Linked DNA regions of Mus musculus: regions 2 and 3 are each linked to region 1. A link is a loop called in an ENCODE intact Hi-C map of the cell type or tissue named here. Cell type or tissue: heart. All regions are shown on one strand. Each heading gives the region's core, and the rest is flanking DNA. Links, peaks and the distances in the headings are about the cores only.

Region 1 (6,694 bases), core at 576-5,575:
TACGTACAGATGCTTCCTGTTACTGTCAATTACTACCTATTTGCATATCATTACAATTGTGTTAAGTGTTGTAAGTCACAGGAGGACAGGAGCAGGATCATACAGGAGCAGGTGCAGGGGCTTTCTGCAAATACCATGCCATGCTATCTGAGAGAATTGAGCATCCCCAGGGTTGCTGGGGATGCTTGGTGTCTGGAGGGAACCTGCAGTCCTTTCCTCTGAGTATTACAGTTTCAATATGTACACACATGTACGCACGGCTGTCAACACATCAGCCACAGGGGGACGAGCCCAAGGAGCATTCTGACCCTGCAGTTCTCAGATTCCAGGAAACAATTATCTTTTCCTGGCCGCAGTTTCTAAGGACGTTTGTGCTAAAGATGTCTGAGGTTGCTCCTTGTCAAGTGTAGCTGAGTTTCCATCTCTGCCCTCGAGGCTCTGCCTAGAAGCAGCTTTCGGATCCTGGGACTCTCAGGGCAGTGTTTCCCCTCTGAGAAGCGGTAGTTGTGAATAGAGACAGGGGCACAAAACTTGATCCTAAGAACATGACATTTCAGGTCTAGTAGTTTCTCCAGCTGTGCCCTGCCTGACCCTTACTTCCCTTCCCGGGTTCCTGGTGACATCAGATTGTCCTGACTACAGCAGAGGCTGTCACACTCAGGTCCCCTGTGAGTATGCATACATATAGGCATTTACATGCACCTGTGTAAGGCACTGATGTCTATACGCATGCTTTGTTCTTGACTCTCTTGGGAGATGTGAGTTGCTCCTTTTTAAAATCATTTGCTTATTTTAGTTGTATACGAATGTGGCATGTGCAATCATGTACAACTCAGAAGATTGCTTCCAGGAGTTAGTTCTTAACGTTTCACCATGTGGGTCGCAGGGATTGGACTCAAATACTCACCCTCTGAGGCATCTGTCTGGCCCGTGAGAGGCTCTGGGGGTGGGGTATCCCTCCACTTCATCCCACCTCACAGTAAAAACTAATATCATCCTGTATCCTTTCCTCTCTGCAATTAGTGCCCAGTCAGGTGAGATGGGGGCGTTCTCCTGGGCGGCCTGAAGCAGGGTCAGCGCTGGACCAACTGTCCTCTGTGGGTAACACAGGTAGGAGAGGGCATTATGAAATATAGTGTGGCGAGGGGGTACCTTTGGCTGGCCCATGCCAAGGTGCACCCTTAAGAAATTAGGTCTTGCAACAGATCTGGTGTAAAAGAGGTTTATTGGGGGAGGGGAGAGGCTTGAAGACCTGGGGAAGGGATAGGAGGCAGATGAGGGAACAAGTAGACAGGCAGACAGCTGGGGACCAGAGCCATGGGGCCAGAGAGGGCAGACAGAGAGGGAAGAGAGGGACCAGGTACTAGTCCTCCAAAAGGGAGAACAGGGAGAAGGAATGTTGAGAACAGAGAGCTGGGTGGGCGGTGGATCCTTTTATAGGCAGCACATACCAGGCGAGCCTGGATGCAGTCGCAGGTCATGACCCAAGCAGCTCTTAGGTCCCTGAGAGCAGCCCAGTGGAATTGCCTGTGCGCTAACACAGGGGCACGGTGCTGGGGGGGGGGGGGGAAGCGGGAGAGGGGGAAGGTGCAGTCACGGGAACAAAATGCCGGGAGCGAGCTCTTCCTACTTGTTTTGGCTCACAGTTTTAGAGCTTTCTGTTATTGATCCGTTGGCCCCGTGGGCCTGTGGTGAGGCACGCTAACCAACAGTGGAGGAAAGGGCTCATCTCAGGACAGCCAGGGAGGAGGCATGGAGGTAGAGTAAGCGGGGAGGAGGGAGAAAGGGAGGAGGGGAGGATACAAGGAGAGAAAAAAGGAGGGCGAGGGGGAAGAGGACAGGGCATAGGTCCGTCCTCCTCTTCCTCTCTCTCTCTCTCTCTCTCTCTCTCTCTCTCTCTCTCCTCCTCCTCCTCCTCCTCCTCCTTCTCCTCCTCTTCCTCTTCCTCCTCCTCCTCCTAGACAGGATTTCTCTGTGTAGCCCTGGCTGTTCAGGAGTTCACTCTGTAGACCAGGCTGGCCCTCAAACTCAACAGAAATCTGCCTGCCTCTGTCTCCTGAGTGTTGGGTTTAAAGGCATGTGCCACCACACTCAGCTTTGTAGATCCCTCCTCTTGAAGGTCCCATCACCTTTTGGGCTGGAGATATGATTCACATATTAAGAGCCTGTAACTGGTCCTCCAAAGGCCCAAGTTCAATTCCCAGCAACCATGTCAGGTGGTTCACACTGCCTGTAGATCCAGCTCTATGGCATCCAACTCCTCTGTCTTTTTGGGCACTTGCAGTGACATGCATATACCTACACATAGACATCCACATAACTAAAAATAATAAAACAATATTTTTTAAAGGTCATGTTGTCCCCAGCAGCATCCATATGCTGGTCACCAAGCCATTTGCATGTGATCTCTAGAGTCATTTCAGCAGGTGTGCCCTGGAGAGCCCCCAAATAGACCAGAAGGAAAGGCTGGGCTAAGACAGGACCACCATTAAACAGACTCTGGGAGTGGGTTTACTTGGCCCCGTGTCTGGGATGGAGTTAGGCTGACCCTCTGTGGTCTATCACCCTGTCAGTAAGAAGGAGCAGTCAGTTCTTCCTGTCTCAGAGAACCAAGGCAGAGTGGGCTGGCGGCTGGGTTCGCAGGCCAAACCCAATTCCCTTTGCTCCGTGGCCTCTGAGAGCTGAGGAGGTGGGGTTGGAGCTGTTGCTTCAATTCTACCTTGGGTTCCTGGCTTCTCACCAGACAGCAGGGACCCTGTGCAGGGAGTCAATGACCCAGAGGTCAGGAAAGACAGGGCCGGGACTCTCCCCACTCCCCACAGCCCTGTGGTGGTAGGCAGGGACTTGGGAGTGTCTGTGGTCTGTTCATGAGGGGGTGAGGAGAGCTGCACCCCTCCCCCTCAACCAGCAGACAGGGAAACCTGCCAGCGACTGTGGGAGTGGGACTCCCCTGCGCAGCCCGAGCTCCAGATGTTTTTCCCATGAATGCTTTTGCAGAGTGGAGAACCGGAACCACAGTAATCCAGACACTGGCCTGGCCTCCCTCCCCAGGGCAGGGCTTCCCTAGGCTGCCCCGATAGACCCCGAGATCTGCAGTAAATCTCTGCTCCTCCAAGCCTGCATTTTCCCTTCTGTAGACAGCTGAACAATGACCATCCCCACCCCCCCTCCCGCCCCCCACCCCCACAAAGCCGAGCCTGAGACCATGTGACTTGCAATGGGACCATATTTGGAAACATTCTCTGAGGATGAAAAAAAAAATCAAATAACTCTGGAGATGAGGTCATCTTGGCGCTTGTGTGAGTCAGGAAGCCAACAGCAGTGTCCTTGAAAGAGACAGAAGACGATGGGGCTGTTTGCTAGCAAGTAGGGTTGGAGGGAGAAAAGGCAGAAATGCATCAGGCCCAGCCACTGCCTCTCTTAGCCTACACACCAGCAAGCAGGCCCACCTTCTGTTCTAAGGCATGTGGAATATCAAGAAATATCAAGGCCTACAGCCACATGACTGGGAGAGACTTAAGAAACTACAGGGCCTGCAGAAATGGCCAGAACTGCCTCATTATTGGCTGTTTTTTCCCATCCTCTGACCTGAATGCTCCTGAGGAAGGAGGAAGAGGAAGAGAGGGAAGAGGAGTGAGGAGGGGGAGGAGGAGGGAGAAGGGGAGAGAAGGAGGAGCTGAGGGGAGGAGGGAGGCCTCTAAGCAGGTCACTGAGTGGTTATAGCCTCCTCGGTAAGATGGGGAGGGCTGTGGAAAGGCTTAAACCTTCTGCGTCATCCTTCAGTTCAATGTGGTAATGAACTGAGACACAAAGAGGGAGGAGAGGACCTGTGTTAATGTGACCTGGCCCTCTTAAAAAGGAGGGGCTGCAAAGAAAAAGGGATCTCTCCAGGCTGACCAAGAAGCCGGCCAGAACATGTTACACTGCCAAAGAGGCCCCAGAGCGCTACCACAGCCCTAACTGAGTTCTTGGGAGGCCACAGAGCCCCGCTCCCACACAGTACTCCCTGTCCAAGATTCCCCTGAGGCTGTAGCTGGCAGCCACACAGCTCACACACTGTGCCTTTTGGCTTCTGAGTCACAGGGACTAATCTTAACTGTCCATCTGATTGGTGCCCGAACCCTGGGACCGCCCCTAACTCACCAAAATGCTCCAAGTTTAAAATCTCCCCCAGTGAGCTCCCACCCTACTTAAAACCTCACTCTTGGCCAACCCACTTCACAAACTTTCTCGCCCGGCCAGCCTGGTCGTCTTGCAGTTTCCAGGTCACTCTGTGTTGTGTGTCTGCTTCCCCAAGCTTTTTCTCATCATCCCTCAGCCCTCCTGTATGACCAGGGCACTCACCCCTCCACCTGCCCCTGCCCATCTCCCAACATTGGCCAAACGCAGCCATGTTTTCTGATCTCAGGCAATGACGGTAGCTGCAGTGCACCCACCGGGGCCTGCCTGACTTTGCCCTCCTGGCCCAGAGAGGCCTGTCTTTGTCCTCCCTGAAAGTGTTCAGAGCTGGCTGGCTAAAGTGAATAGTGACCCTCTCAGAGGGGTCTCTAAACCTCTCTCTTGGTCCTGAGCACTTCTCTCCTTCCAGTTTTGGCTTGATCCAGGAGACCAGGGGTGTTTGGTGGCCCCCAAGAAGGAAGTTAGGTCCCCGAGAGATGTTGAGCAGAGCTTCAGCGCTAGGACTGAATGGTACTGTAAACGAGGCCTGAACCACTCGGGCCTAGGGCCTGCTCTGGCTCTTGCTTCCTCTAACAAGGCCTGAGAAACTCTCCTCTGTCCTCACAGTGCAGGTCAACCTGTCTCTGACCGCCCCATAAAGCTGCCAAGGCTCCCTGGTTCTTGGAAGTCTCTTCTCGACTTTCCCCCTTTTCTTCCACACCAGCATCCTCAGGGCCTGTCCTGGCTAGTTTTGTTTTGTCAAGCTAGAGTCATCTGGGATGAGGGGACCTCAATTGAGAAATTACCTCTATCAGATAGACTGGCCTGTATGCAAGCCTGTTATGGTTTGTAAATGCTCAGACCAGGGAGTGGCACTAATAGAAGGTGTGGCCTTGTTGGAGTAGGTGTGTCGATGATATGGGTGTGGCCTTTAAAACCCTCATCCTAACTGCCTGGATGCCAGTATCTGCTAGCAGTCTTCAGATGAAGACATAGAACTCTCAGCAAACAGTTTATTGTCATGGCAGAAAATAGATGTGTAAAACCATCCCCCACTTCTCAGGGTGGGCCCGAGATTAAATACCTTTTACAGGGAGGAACTTCTGGGAAGGGAAGTTTATTGGCTAAGCCCTCTGGGCCTAGGTACCTTATTAGAATGGAGAACTCTGTTTTGGACCTATGTGACCATAGGACATGTTTCTTTTATGTGAGAAGCATGTCACATGTTCCAAGTCAGGAGTCTGTCAGGGAGCTGGGAGACACCTAAGCCTCAGGTGTGTGCCCACTGAGCCTCCAGGTCTTGGCCTGCTCTTCCTGGCACAGTTTCACGTCCCACAGTTTCTCATGATAATGGACTCTAACTTGTAGGCCAACTCTACGCTTTCCCGGATAAGCTGCCTTTGTGTTTATCACAGGAAGAGAAAACAAACTCAGACAAGGCCTTCCTTTTTTTGCCCTCTCTGTATACTGATAGGCCAGAGCACACAGTTTCAGTCCAAAACTGTGCTCCACAGGACAAACCGAAGCATCTCCAAATTGCTGGGTAAACCCCTAGCTGTTTTGGGGTACAACTAGAGTAAAGAGAAGAACAAATCCACACCACCCCTATCCGGTGACAGCATAAGGTGGGGGACTAAGATCAGAGATGCCCCAGCTGGGCCTATGGGAGGATGTCGGTGTCTCGGGACCCTGCATGGTGGAGTGGGCTTGACTTTGGAGACACAAATCAGGGTGACCCACGGATGTCTTGTCTTTTTCCTTCCGAGTTTCCCTCCCACAGAGGAGCTTTGGATGCAAGGCTCTGGTTTTTCCAGAGGACAGAGGCCCAAGGTGGAGGAACTGGGGACCCAGGAGAAGGCCTGCAAAGAGGGCACCCCATTCCATGTGAAAGTTGCCAGTCCTAGAGCCTCTGCCCAGGATGCGCAGGCAGGCGACTGCCCTTGCAATGGCTGAATAGATGTGTAGATAGTCCTCGACCTGGAAAGGCTGGACTCCTCCCAAGCTGCCCTGGGCCTGTGGGGTTCCTAATCACTCACGCCATCTGTTGGTGTTCCATTCAGCTGGCCGGCTCAGGCTGCCCCACACCCCACACCCCCACCATGCATACTTGGTTGTCCTCTGCATCCAAACCACCACCACCCTGTCTACATCCCCTCCGCAGGCACCTGAAATGTCTTTCTTGCCCACACCTACCCATGGTTTTAAAACACTAACAGACCCTGGCTGTAATTCAGTGGCCGAGAGCTCATGCCTCAGCAATCAAGAGAGTGCATAGAAGGGTGAGGCTGAGGCAGATGTAAGGGAACTTTTTGGGGTGGTGACAGTGTTCTGTGTCTTGATAGTTTGGGTGAGCCAAGTGTGTGCTTCAACAAAACCCAGCGCAGCCTCAGGTCTGTGAGTTGCTTTGGATGTGAGCATCACTGGGGAGAAAAAAAAAAAATGCAAATCTTGCTTCTCATCCAGAAAGCATTAAACAGGAGGCAGCCAGATACATGTCTGCAACCATGCATCACTTGGGGACCAGGTACCTTCTAAA
Region 2 (6,694 bases), core at 585-5,584, 110 kb before region 1:
TGTCTGGTGCTTGCAGCTTTTTGTTTGATTCAAAAACCCATGCTATACGAGGACCTTCAGGTTTATTTTATATATCCAAGCTGAAAACACATTTCATAAATATGACTTTTTTCTTAAAGTACAGGAAAGATTGGAATCATTGCCTTGCCCTGCTTTTGCCTACCCTTTCTTCTTTCTTACTTTGCCTTTTAAATTTTTTGATGTCTGGATTTTCAGACTTTGGCATATTTATAAAGGTGTTAATTTTATGGTCTTCTACTCCTCTCCCATTTTTGTTTGCTTACTGTTGTGCTTGAAAACCCCACCCCCTAAAACTGTGTGTGTGTGTATGTGTGTGTGTTAGTGCATGTGTGTCTGTGCAAATGTGTGTGGGTACCAGCAGAAAGGATAAGAGGATGTCAGATCACCCAGTGCTGCCCAGAATAAGTGCTGGGACCTGAACTCAGGTCTTTTGCAAGCACAGTGCAAACTCTTAACCATAGAACCGTCTCTCTAGCCCAAGAGTATCCGTTTGCACATATTTCTTCATATCTGTAAAACACGAGGCCAGCTTCTGCCCATTACACAGACCTGACTGTGGTCTCCAGAGTTTGTTCATGGTTCTATTGTCTTTGCATTCTTTTTGGAATTATTAAAATAACTGGTGAGTGAGAGAACATGGTGGTGTTGTATTGGCAAAGTGCTAACCAATGGTATTACATGTTATATATTAAAAGCCTGACTCAACATTGGGCCAGACAGTCCTGGTGAAGACAGCAAGAAACTCTACTACTGGGATTACTGACTCACAGTTTGAGGGTTGTTTGTTTGTTTGTTTGTTTGTTTTAAAGCTAAGTTTGCAATTGGTCCTTTTTACCTCTCAATGAGTATAGAAGAATTAATATATGTAATCTTTAGGATAGGATCTTGTCAGAATACATTTTAAAATCTTAACTTTTATGAAAAAGTGGCAAAAGGCTTAAATTTATCAAATATTTGCATAATTGAGTCTTTATGTAGAGATGATGAAATTATGTTCAGAATTCAGTATTTTTTTCTGAGGTCATTAGTACAGAACAGAACGGGACCAGCACCCCAGCCCAGTTCACCACTGTGAGCCTTTTAATGTGAGGACTTAAAAGAAGGCTTGTGGTGAGTCAACATTGTCCTGAGCCACTGTGTTCTCGGAGCTCTGTGGTAACTGTTACTGTGCAGGAATGACGCAGGTACCCGTGCGGGTGGATATCCAGGGTGAATATATAGGAAAGGCATCCTTTTTCACTGTAGGCTGAAACACAGCGAAAGCAGGAAAGCAGTTCCCATCAGCCTGAGCTAATGAAGTGAGGAGCTTCAGCATCCAGATGTGCACACCTTGTGTCCCTCAAGCAGGCAGATTTATGGTGACACCTTTTTCAGAATCTCTAGGGTTTCTAGAGGAGAGAAAAATAGGCACATAACTGACCTCCCTTCTCTCCCAGTCCTATGCCCTCATTACATTGCCTCTGGCGTTGAGCGCTGTCCTTGAAAACCTTCCTGTCACCACGCAGCTTTTCGATCCACACCTTTCATTAGACCCACTCTTATCTATAAATGTCCATCACTGGGGGGAAAAAACCTTAATTTTCATTTCTTCTTTATTATCAGATATTCATGGCCGTAATCTCATAAATCTGTATTAACTGTAATAAGTTGTGGTAAGTGCTTCTAGAGCAATATAATTAATACCATCATCACAGCCTTATAATATGCCAGCACATGGTGCCTACCCCTCCTCAGTCTCCCCCTCCTGCCCTATGTGTGTGCGCGCGCACATGCACACACACACTCACTCACTCACTCACTCACACACACACGCGTGCGCACAGTAAAGCACAGGCCAAACTGCCATTCTCCAGCAGGCCTGCTTCTGGAGTTGGGAGCTGTCAGCCTGCTGGGAGGGGTGGGAGGAGGAGGAAGAGGTGGGGCTCTACTCTGATTAATTACCTTCGGCATTCAGGGGTGGGGCTTCCTTCAGCCATCTGCCTGAGATATGGGAGGGAGCTGGAGAAAGAAGGAGGGGGAGAGACTGCCAGAGAGGAAGAGAAAAGAAAGGAAGAAACACTAGAAAGAGAAAGGCAGGAAAACGTTTAAAGGGAGGCCCGTCACCCGCCCTTCGCCAGCTAGCTGGGGACGGGGTGGCAGAGAGCCACAGAGGTGTGCCCCGCTACGGCGGCTTCCAACTGGTTATCATCTGCTTCTTCTGGTTTATGGAGAAAAAGAAAATGGTAACTCAGGTAAGATTTGTATGTCCTCCACACATTTCTGTCTCAGGGATCTACAGAAAGGTCTGGGGTTGCAGTGTAGTAAGCCAAGTTTTAATGAGGGTTGTCTTCTTAAAAAGGCAGATTTATTGTTATCAGCTGAAGTGTCTGTCCTTTGAGCATGTGTACTATATCGTGCCCTTTTCTCCCCCTCCCTCGGCTGCATAGCCGATCCCAGTTTCCTGTAGTGTGCAGCTGTAGCTCAGGAAAGAGCCTGTGGGGATTTGTCTACCTCTTTGTCTTGGTTCTGAGAAGAGGGAGGGAGAGAGACTGCAGAGGTAGGAAGAGATTCTTGTAGACTGCCAGAAAGGGGAGAGGGAGTGACTTCCTTTTAAGAATTGCAGAAGAATTTGTGGCTGGGGAAGCTGATTCACTGGGGTTTCTCCAGCTTGCCTGGAGAATGGCACTTTGCTGCCTTCTTTCTAAACGGATTATCAAAAATGAAGGCTAGGAAAGAATGTTTCCTTTCCGTGGCTTTGTCGTTGGCAAAGGATGTTTTCCATAGGAACCCACGGAGCATCTTGGTGTAGCAGAGGCAGGTACTGCTTTCCCTGATAGAATAAATGTGTCCGTGTAAGTGGCGATTGCCCGCTTTAGAAGACGTTTGAAGGAGATGGAGTAGGAGAAGGAAGATCTTCATCTGTCTTCTCTCCCCACCCCCTCGCTCTGCCTCTCTGGTTGTGTCAAGCAGACTCTGCACTGCATTTTAGCAAGTCATTCCCGGCAGATGGAAAGGTGAATGTTCTTCCGACCCCAGCAGGGCTATTTAGTTGCCACCCTCCAGTTGCTCCTTTACCCACCCACCCCACCCCCACCCTCTTTTTAAAAATCTGTGCCTCGGAAGAAAGTGGTGAGGCTGTGACTTATCAGAACGTCTTTTTTCCAAGATAGATTTTCAAACCCTTTGGTCTCGGACTTGGGACCAGGTCGCCCTAGGCTTCTCTCCCTGGACAGTGCTTTCCTTTTGGAGGTTGCCCCTTTTTTGTATTCTCTCCGCTTTTTCTCAACTAGCCACCACCGGAGGGCGAGAGGCAGTAAGCTATCAGATAGAGGCATCGCCTTTGGTGCTGGAACACTGTTTAGTTAAATGTTATATAATGCCCTGCAGTGCTGTTTGGAAGGAGGGAAACCTGTAGAGATGAATCAGTCCATCCTGACCCAGAGAAGAGGGAAATTTCAAAAGATAAATCTTTCCAAGGAGGGTTTTCTCCTAATCCGAGTTAAGGAATTATCAAGAAGTTCCTCCTTTGGAAAGTAGAGAAACTCTTAAATTTCTTTAATACTTCTTACTCCTTTGTAGAATCTAATTAATGGTTTTTTGGACCATTTTATTTCTTCAGGATCTGGGGGTGGGGGGTGGGGGGGTGGAGGACCCAGGTCTCGATTCTGATGCCTGTGAGATGCTGCTGCTTCACCTTGAGTCCACACATCTCCACCGAGGGGCAGTGTTAGAGGGCAGCCCTCACTCAGCTCTCACGTACATGGTTTAAAATCAATGAAGGACTTATCTAAACAGGAGCTGTTAAAATCAGACTGATGTGGCCTCCGGGAGCATTGCCCCTTGGTGTGGGGAATGCTGAAGTGTGACAAGTAAGCCCTGCCTGCTTGTTTATACTTCAAATTGTGTCCTAATCATCAGGGGGACAGGGAGGGGGGGGAGGTCAGAGAAAAAAGTGGAACCTGGAAAGAGACTTTTAGTGGTTAAAGATTCTAATCAATAAATTTAATTTTTGTGCTTTTTCAGATGTACTAAGTGCTGAAGGAAAGACTTCTTATTTTCTCATGATGAATCCATAGAACTGAAAAGACAGTCAGATCTGTGGGCTTCAGAATTGGGGTGTTTGTTTCAGTGTCTACACCATGTTTCTGAAAGTAATAGGGCTAGTTGTTTGCAATCTAGAAGACAGACTCAGAGGGCATAGTAAATAGGATCAAGTCTTTGGTCTGTCCTGGGCTTGTTTGTCCGCTTTGCTGTATAGGTTTGTACATCTTGAGCCAGACATCAAATCCAAACACTTGATAATGCCCTATCATCTAAGCATTTTCAGTGTAAGCTGTCTGTGCTGGTCAGGGGCAGCTGTTGGTGTGACAATGGCTTGTTACTGGCTAGGATATGAAAAAGTGACTCAAATGGCGTTGCTCACGTTGCATCATGGCTCACTGACTCTGCCTTGGACCCTCCTTCCGGTCCCTTGGCCTCATCGCTGGGTGGAAGGAGTCCTCATCATCCGAGCTTTGTTATTACATGGACTCTAATTTTACACGGCCTCTCGTTGTATTAGCAAACAGCATAATTATTGACAATAAAGAAAGCTCAGCTTTTTAATAAAAATGGAATTTTAATAGCAAAATTTTCATATATTAGTAGCCAGACGTGCTCATGTGATACTTTAAGTAATACCCTTATCTCCTATTCATTTTCATGTTACGGAAGTTTTTTGCTGAAGTCTCTCTTAACTTGAATCACATACTCAAAGATAGTGTTTGTCCTGTCTGTAGATATGCGCCGTGGGTTAAAAGAAAAGGAAAGTCATTCTGCTAATATGTGTAAACTAGGAAAACAAAGCTGAAAAACAACTTTTACCTAATTAATTTAAAAACCACTTAGCAAGACACAAACTCTGTTACACTAAAGGAAAGCTTACATTACAACCTGGAAGCAGATGCGTGCTTGACTCTGCAGCAGGGTGAGGCTGCCAGGTCCCGGAGCACAGGCCCTCCCTTTCTTGGACAGTGCAGTGCTTTGCTGGCATTTTCTTCAAAATCTGTTTTCCATCAGAACCAGGAGAGAAGGTGTTAGGAGTAGGGGAAGCTGGGAAGAAGGTTGCTGTTCCTTTAAATAGTGCTGGGAGCCGGAGTGGCAGCAGGCAGCAGGCCTCTGGAGTGTATTCTTTTGTAATGAATCACCAGCTCCATTGTCTGCTATCTCCCCTTTGTAGCTGGAGACTGAAGTCTTTCACCTGAGCTGTGCCCTCTCAGTTCCTGGGTAGTTGGGCAGAGGAGTGGGAGCAGGCTGTTTTATGCTTTAATTAGAGGCAGATATGATAGCAGGTAGGTTTGCTTTGTCTAGGTTTCCCCTCCCCTTTCGGTTTGTGCTTTCTGATCACTGGTGCTGGGATCTGGTCTATGAATTTTGAAAGCACATCCTGTGTCTGTGAATTGAGTCTCCATTTTGTGGCCTTCATCTGAAATGATTCTGTTCTTTTTTTGCTCCTTTCCACACAGCCCCCCCCCCCCCGCACCCCTTCCCCCTAGACACACAGAGTGGAGCCCACGCTGTTTGTTTTGGCACACTTTCCACTTTCTATGGGCTGCACAGGATTCTGGGGAAGTTTGGGGATAGGCGGGGGTGTGGGTTGGAGGCTAAATTTATGTTCCTTTACAAAGAACCAAAAAGAAAAAGAAAAGGCCTTACTTTTTCCAGTGTCTTCCTTTCTGAATTCTTCTACACTGGTCTATAGCTTCAGTTTTAACCATTTCCTTACTAAGACCAAGACTGACTATTAAACAGTATCACTATTCTCAAAATTCTTTATCTTTCCTGGAAGCTCCTCAGAATTCCATAAATGGGGATGTTAGAACTCTGAATGTCTGCAATGCTGTAAATGTGTTTGTCTCCATCCCATACCGCCTAGCTTGGGGTTTGACAGCTTCCTGTTGAAGCTTGCATTGCTAGAAGACAGCTTTATGCTGAAAGGTAATGACAGCCCTCCTCCTTCTCAGTGGTTTTGTTCTTCCCTGAAGAAATTGCAAAGTCACATCTGTACAGATGGCTATCGGGAACAGTCTCATCTCTCTCTGACTTGTGGTTCAGCTTGTAACCTCTCATGATGTAATGCCTTTCTTTAGGTTGTCTCATGGGAAATCACCCAGGATGAGACCCATCCACTGACCTCAGTCTTAGGGATCTACTGCGCATGCTTGATTGTAGAGCCACAAGTCCTCTCTCAGTGTCCCCTGACATTTCTGAAACTACTGTCAGTTCTTGCCACCACACAGGTTGTACATGGACTCTGCCCCTCACAGTCACAGTGGCTTCCTAGGGAAAACTCTACTGTTTGGATGGCAGTACCTTCGTTCTTGAACTTGGGAGGGGTAGGGGGGCTCAGCTATCTTCTAGGCAGTCAGATGCGGCCTTACACTGAGGCACGTCATTCCATTTCTAGACTTGTATTCCTTTGTTACTTTTAGAGTGATTAAATTCAGGAACCCCTGGAGTCGCATAGCCAGTTCCTTAGAGGACCCTGCCAAGGGTTACTCACCTAAAGCATCTGATTTTTGTCCGTTTTGAGCTTGAACCTTTCAGCCTCCCAAGTAGAATCACGCGTCCATTCCAATCCCCCAAGGCCCTACATGGTCAGGAACCTGTTTGTCCAGCCTCATCTCTGTACCCAGATTCCACTCTGATTGTCCTG
Region 3 (6,694 bases), core at 1,003-6,002, 64 kb after region 1:
AGATCTGTAGGATTGCTTCCTTTCCCATAGAGCAGAGAGGTAGGTTTGTTTGTTTGTTTGTTTGTTTGTTTGTTTGTTTATTGCCTTGAGCAAGCTTTGTATCCCAGACAGGAGACTTCCATTTGGCAGAGCTGAACCTCCCCCAACCCCCCTGAACTTCCGGAGTCTGGACATCTCAATGTCTGGAGCAGCTGGAGCAAATCTTTTGTATCTTTCAAACAGATGGCGGTGGCAGCTGCAGCCAATAGATCATCTACATACTGGAGCAGCTTTGGATTAGGGCGTGACACCCTGAATCTTGTTACTTCTTTTGTAATGCTTCCCAAAGAGTGTAGGGGAATTCTTGAGCCCCGGGAGGTAGTCATGTTCAGATTCGCTGGCTGGTCTCTTTGGACATTGAATCAGTCCAATGGAAGGTGAATATGGCTGGCACATTGGCACCACAGGATAGAGAAAGGATCCTTAAGGCCCAGGATTGTATAGACCTGGAGGTCTAGTGGGAGGAGGCTGAGCGAAGAATATAGATTTGGAACAATAGGAAGAATAGTTCAAGTCTACTTATTTACCTCTCAGAGAGCCTGGACTGGCTGATATAATCTGAGGTCCCTGATTTATGGACAGGCAGGAAAGGCAAATTCCAAGACAACTAGCAAGAGGTGAGACTGTTAGTGTCTAACAGCCGCTTGATATAGGGAGCAATTTCCAGCCTTTTGGTTCATGGGATATTGCCAGACCCTTTACAGGGGTAGCTATAGCCAAGAGACTTACAACTGGTGGGTGATGTGCTGCCAAGCCTGGAGATTCTCAACCCATACCCCAGGACACTGGTGGGTGATGTGCTGCAAGTCCTGGAGCAGGGCTGCTGGGTCTGGCTTTGTGTCTGCTGTGGAGTCTGGGGGAGCTAGAAGATGTTCTTCAGACAGACGGACAGTTAAACTGAGTTGGCAGTAGGTGCAAAGGAAAGTTTAGTTTCTTGAGGAGTAAAGATGGCGGTGGTGTTGGGTACAAAAACCCAAAACAGCACAAGCAGTCACAAGAGGCCAGCAAAGCAAGTTCTTTATCTTAATTAGGCAGCAAAAACTGACCAATTAGGGACAACATCACAGACTCAGGAGCCTGACTACATCTAAGAACATTTGCCGTAGTGTTTAAGCAGATTACAAAAATCTATTGTACTCCGGCTGGCTCTGATTGATCGGGGCCGAAGAACAGACTCATGCCGCTGGTTGGTTTAGGGTAACTTGCTTAACATTCACGGCTTACCTTGCCAACCAGGACGTTAGTTACCCACACACATGTCTTTCTTAGCCAAGCAAGTTACCCAGGGAGGTCTTAGGAACTTACATTTTATTTCATCTCTGTTCAAAATGGAAGTTGTATTCAAAATGGTTTCCATTTGGATCCTTCTTACAGTGGTCCCTGGTTTTCAAAGATTGGTGGAAGGGCAGTCTGGGGCCACTACAGAAGACCTGCTTATGACCCAGGCTGACTGTCCACGCTGGCATGAGGTGATTGTCCTTAATGGTGTCCATGGCTCCCCAGACTGGCATCTTTTATTGGTAACTAGTCATTTGTTTTTGTTTTTGTTTTTTGTTTGTTTGTTTGTTTTTGAGGCTTTCTCCATTGGCCATGAGCAGTCTGACCAGTAAGACACACAAAGTGAGTTGACAGGAAAGCAGCCAGCATAACCTATAACCTTTGCCTGTCTCTTTTGTGGCTCACCAGCCACCAAGACAGCTTCACCTCTGCCTTTCCGTGCTCAGTTATTGCAGACTTTGGGGCCACCTTGATGAACCGACAGGTATCCAGCCCTGTAAAACCCTTTCGCTTTTGGAGATTTTTCGGATATCCGAAGCTGACCGAGGGACAAAAGCCAAATTTAACAGCCTAGGGTTTTCCCTAGGGGGGAAAAGGGAGTATAAATTCTGAAAGTTTCTTTGAATCATGAGAAATGCCCCCAAAAGACTCCTCTGGACCCCAAAGAACCTCGGTAGTCTTAAACAGTTAAGACTTAAGGCAGTTTTTTGAGCTGCACCTGAATTCTAGTCATTAGATACCCGTGAAAAGTGTCCAAGGCCTGGGAACTTGTGTACGTGCTGTACGGGGTCCGAGTCACGATGCTTGGATGGAAAAGCTACTTTAAAAGCATTCAAACCAGTGACTGAGGCTTAGAAGTCTCTGCTCCAAACATCCCCAACACACAGGAGTTGCCAGGTCTGGACGACAGATTGCAGGAGGGCAGTTAGGGCTTGGGACTTAGTTAAAATGGAGTATTCGGATCTGAGTCTTCTAGTTATAGGGATCTGAAGCAGACTAGGAAAAGGCGGTGCCCTTCCTCTAAATCATGATGAGGCGGTGCCTCCAGTGACAAAAAACAGAGGCTGGAACCTGAATCCAGGGCATGGAGGGCTCTCAAGAGGAAAACTAAAGATGGTGAAGGAAGTGCAAGAAGTTGGGGAAACCAGATACGCCACGTGACCAGTAATAGCCACGGAGCCGAGGGTGGGGGTGGTGTTAAGGAAACAAAGAGTTTAGATCCAGGAGAAGCCAGTGAAGTAGGGGTGGGGTGCGGAGGTGGGCAGGGTGCGGTGGGACTTCATGGAGGAGTCTGAGGTTGAGCGGGAGAAGGAAGAATCTGCAAGAAGTGGAGTAGATAGGTTGTAGACAAAGGGAAGGGAGACCAGTAGAAGGTTCCTTGGCCTCTGAAGGCAGCAGGACAGGTGGCGGAGGCTGGCGACAAGGAGCCTACCCGCCAGAACCAGAGCAGGGCGTGTACACCACCTCTCCCTCCCCCAGCCGCCCCCCCCCCCCCCCAAGCCCTTCTGCAGATCTTCCGTCCTCCCTGCAGGACCAGGAGTTCCGCATCCGGGATGGGACTGGGCCGGGGCCCAAGTGAGCACAGCCTCTTCAAGTCCCGGGGACTTTGCCATGTGAAACAGGTCCGGGCTCGGGCCCGACCGCGGCTCCAGAACCACCCTCCATTGTCGATCCCCGGGCCCGAGAGGCGCCGCGGGAGGGGTAGGGGCTGTGGCTCCAGGACCTGGAAATTTCCAATCTTTGAGAAAAAAGAAGACATTTCTAGCCCGGGAAGGGGGTGGGGGTGGGGATGGGGGGTGGGACACTGGATACGAACTAGTAACAGCATAGAGAGGGCGACACCTACTGGCAGAATCCTGAAAAACTAGCAGAATGTCAGAGTCAATGTCCACAAGCAACAGAATCAAGAAATCAAATCAACAACTAACTCCCTAGGCTAAACTTGCTTGTCAGGCATTTAATCATTCACACAGTTGGCCATCCATCCATCCATTCAAGCAGAACCGAAACCATATCTCTCCTGAGAGGCGGAATCATAACGCACGTCTCCACTACTGGGGTCCCAACTCAGTGGGAAGGACTGGGAAGAAATTGATCAGAAAATTTCTTCCCAAAGCAGATTTTCTTGGCTTATCCCCTTATCCAGAAGACTCCCCGTCGGGGGCTATCCCTTTTATCCAGAAGGCTCCCTGAGGGGGTTTATCCTCCTCAGCCAGAACCAAAAGCCAGAACCAGACTCACCTCTGAGGAGTGTTAGACACACAGCAGTCACTCCAGCCAGACCTCTCCAGAGAAGAGGAGCCTTGGAATGTCTGTCAGGGGGCACCCCCCACCCTGTAGCCTCTCCATGGCCAGGAAGGTGTGAGCTAGGCTGAGTCCCACAGAGCATGGGGGAGCTCAACAGGGGCCTCCAAATGAAATGATAGTTACTTCCACGCTAGAGACTTACTGGCAGTCATTCGGATTAAGTCAATAAAAGTTCTGAGTCAAGCCGGGCGTGGTGGCGCACGCCTTTAATCCCAGCACTTGGGAGGCAGAGGCAGGCAGATTTCTGAGTTCAAGGCCAGCCTGGTCTACAAAGTGAGTTCCAGGACAGCCAGGGCTACACAGAGAAACCCTGTCTCGAAAACAAACAAACAAACAAACAAAAAAAGTTCTGAGTCCTTTTTAATGGCCAGACCAAGAGTGGGCTCACCCCTCTGATATGAGAACTTTTGGTCTCCAAGCTCAGGGGTACAGCATTTTTAAAGACAACCACAATTACATCAGTGCTTAGGGAGTTATTACATTAGTGAGGGATTTGGAGTGGCCTAGTAACATCTTTGCAAGGTGCAGCAACATCTTCCAGACACCACATATTGTGTTTAGACCATGGTCAATGTTATGGACCATCCAAGGGCCCTCACCGAGGTGAGTGTGACTATTGAGGGTGGATAGGGCAGAGTGACCAGGCAGGCACGCATAACGCTAAGATAAGATGGCTTCCCTTAGCCACATCAGACTACCCTCTACCATGCTTCCTTGGGTGTTGATGGGCGTCTCTATCTGACTCTGGGCTGGGTCTATGATAGAATTTGCCCTCAGGTTACAGGCATGGTGCTTAAGGGTGTGTGTCTTTATCACTGTCCTCAAAGCCTGTAGAGCTGTCCTTTTATGGCTAAATGAGTCCCCCAGCAATAAGGGCAAGACCACATGACAAGCTGTATCACTTTTCCCAAATCCAGAAATCCTCTAAAAGAAACAGTTGAGGGGTTGGAGAGATGGCTCAGAGGTTAAGAGCACTGACTGCTCTTCCAGAGGCCCTGGGTTCAATTCCCAGCAACCACATCAGACACCCTCATATGGATATACATGCAGTCAAATCACCAATGCATATAAAATAAAAACAATAAACAAAAAACCATAAAATATATATCTGTACAAACACAAACATAAATATACATGTACAAACAGAAACAAATATACACATGCACAGGCAAAAATATATACCATGTATGCATGCATAAATATTCACATATACACACATAAACATATAAACATACACATGTACATATATAACTATATATATGTACACACATGCCTAAGTATACACATGTACAAACACATAAACATTCATATATACACACATAAATATGTACATGGACACAAATACAAATATGCACACATACACATATATACATGTACACAGAATAAACATATATGTACACATGTGTATATTTGTATCTCTATGTGTTTATATGTGCATATTTTGTGTGTGTATATGTATATATTTCTTACATGTCTATAGTTATGTGTGTGCATATGTGTGAGTACACATATAGTATATTCATGTGTGCGTACAAGTGTATGTGGAATAGTTATACTGTGCACATGCCTACACACATGTATGTACATGTGTATATTTACATATAGACATGTGTCTGTGTATTTGTGCATATATTGTATGTTTATGTGGGGTGGTGATTTCAATAAGAATGGACCCATAGTTTCATATATATTCAATGTTTTGTTACCAGGAAGTGAAACTTTTGAAAGGATTAGAAGGATTGGGAGGTGTGGCCTTGTTGGAGAAAGTGTGTCAATGGGGGTGGGCTTTGAGGTTTCAGAAGCCCATGCCAGGCACAGTCAGCCCCTGCCCCCCTTTCTCTGCCTGTGGATCAGGATGTGACTTTCAGCTACTGCTTCAGTGCCTCCATACTCCCTGCTGTGATGGTACATGGATTAAGCCTCTGAAGCTGTAAACAATTCCCAACTAAATGCTTCCGTCTTATAAGTCTTGCCTTGATTGTGTTGTCTCTTCACAGCAATAAAAGAGTAACTAAGACAGTGTACATTTACATGTTTGTATATGTTTACCTGTTGTAGTGGCTATTCCTGGTTGTCAACTTGACAATATTTGGAATGAACTACAATCCGGAATTGGAAGGCTCACCAGTGACCCTTATCTGGAGGCTTGGAGATCCTTATCTGGATCTTGGTTTGAAGATCTTGAGCCATAGTGGCTATGGATTCCAGAAGATTGAATCTCCGAGTTAAGGAACACACCTTTAATCTGGGCTATGCCTTTCATCTGGGATTAAAGGTGTGGTGGAACACACCTTTAATCTGGGCTACACCTTTTGCTGGAGACAATATAAGGACATTGGAAGAAGGGAGTCTAGCTCTTGCTCTTGCTCCTTCGCCTGCTTGCTGCGTGAGACTGAGTAACTGCTAGATCCTTGGACTTCCATTCACAGCTGCGACTGAACCATTGTTGGGAATTGGGCTGCCGACTGTAAGTCATCAATAAATTCCTTTACTATTTAGAAATTATCCATAAGTTCTGTGACTCTAGAGAACCCTGACTAATACAGAAGTTGGTACCAGGAGTGGTTCTAGAGTAACAGAAGTACAAGGATGAATCTTTTAAAATACTGGAATTGGCTTGTTGATCCACCAGCACTTTCAAATATTGAAACCTCTCCAGATTCTCTCCCTCCTGGGAGCTCAGAGAATTTTGAAGACCCATGGTTGAAACTATATTCCGAACTTAAAGAAGCTAATGCCCTTGATTTTCTTAATGAATTAGGTGATTCAGTGCACAAAGCTTTCTACAAGATGGGGAAAAAATCGAAAAATGATTTTACTGGCTGGCTGCTCTTAGTATCTGTGGAAAAAATGATGAATGAAAGGAAGGAGTTGTGTGATAAAATCGAAAGGCTCCAGACACAAGTAAACGATCTAAAAGTTGCTAAGTGTGTCCTTGAGGAGAATCTTCTCTCTTGTAGCAATAGAGCTCAAGTTGCAGAAAATCAAACAGAAACTCTCATTGTAAGGTTGGCTGAACTACAGAGAAAATTCAAGTCTCAGCCTCAGAGTGTGTCGACAGTTAAAGTAA

Evidence for each region. Peaks named below come from ENCODE experiments on the same cell type or tissue, not always from the same donor. Only the 100,000 strongest peaks of a DNase experiment are listed, where the experiment ranks them.
Region 2: it touches region 1 in a loop (4-fold over the local background); 6 of 42 quality-filtered maps call a loop at or near these places.
Region 3: a loop joins it to region 1, with 2.1 times the contacts of the local background. A loop is called at or near these places in 3 of 42 quality-filtered maps.

The regions. Positions count from the first base shown.
Region 1 is chr15:77,034,186-77,040,879 of GRCm38, reverse strand. It overlaps a transcript of Mb not described here. Among named protein-coding and RNA genes, the nearest start is that of Apol6, 7.5 kb to the left of the region's middle. RefSeq lists an enhancer at 2,116-4,240. In heart, for the core only: a CTCF peak has its summit at 2,584; DNase peaks (open chromatin) are centred at 1,379, 2,989 and 4,039; H3K4me3 peaks cover 769 bases; H3K27ac peaks cover 5,000 bases.
Region 2 is chr15:77,149,088-77,155,781 of GRCm38, reverse strand. The region is part of intron 2 of Rbfox2 (RNA binding protein, fox-1 homolog (C. elegans) 2); the gene reads left to right. Among named protein-coding and RNA genes, the nearest start is that of 1700109K24Rik, 68 kb to the right of the region's middle. In heart, for the core only: CTCF peaks have their summits at 1,884 and 3,275 (motif pointing right); DNase peaks (open chromatin) are centred at 1,931, 2,471, 3,271 and 5,111; H3K4me3 peaks cover 3,993 bases; H3K27ac peaks cover 4,298 bases.
Region 3 is chr15:76,970,358-76,977,051 of GRCm38, reverse strand. No RefSeq gene overlaps it. Among named protein-coding and RNA genes, the nearest start is that of Gm35933, 14 kb to the left of the region's middle. In heart, for the core only: a CTCF peak has its summit at 3,186 (motif pointing left); DNase peaks (open chromatin) are centred at 2,451 and 2,881; H3K4me3 peaks cover 1,267 bases; H3K27ac peaks cover 1,555 bases.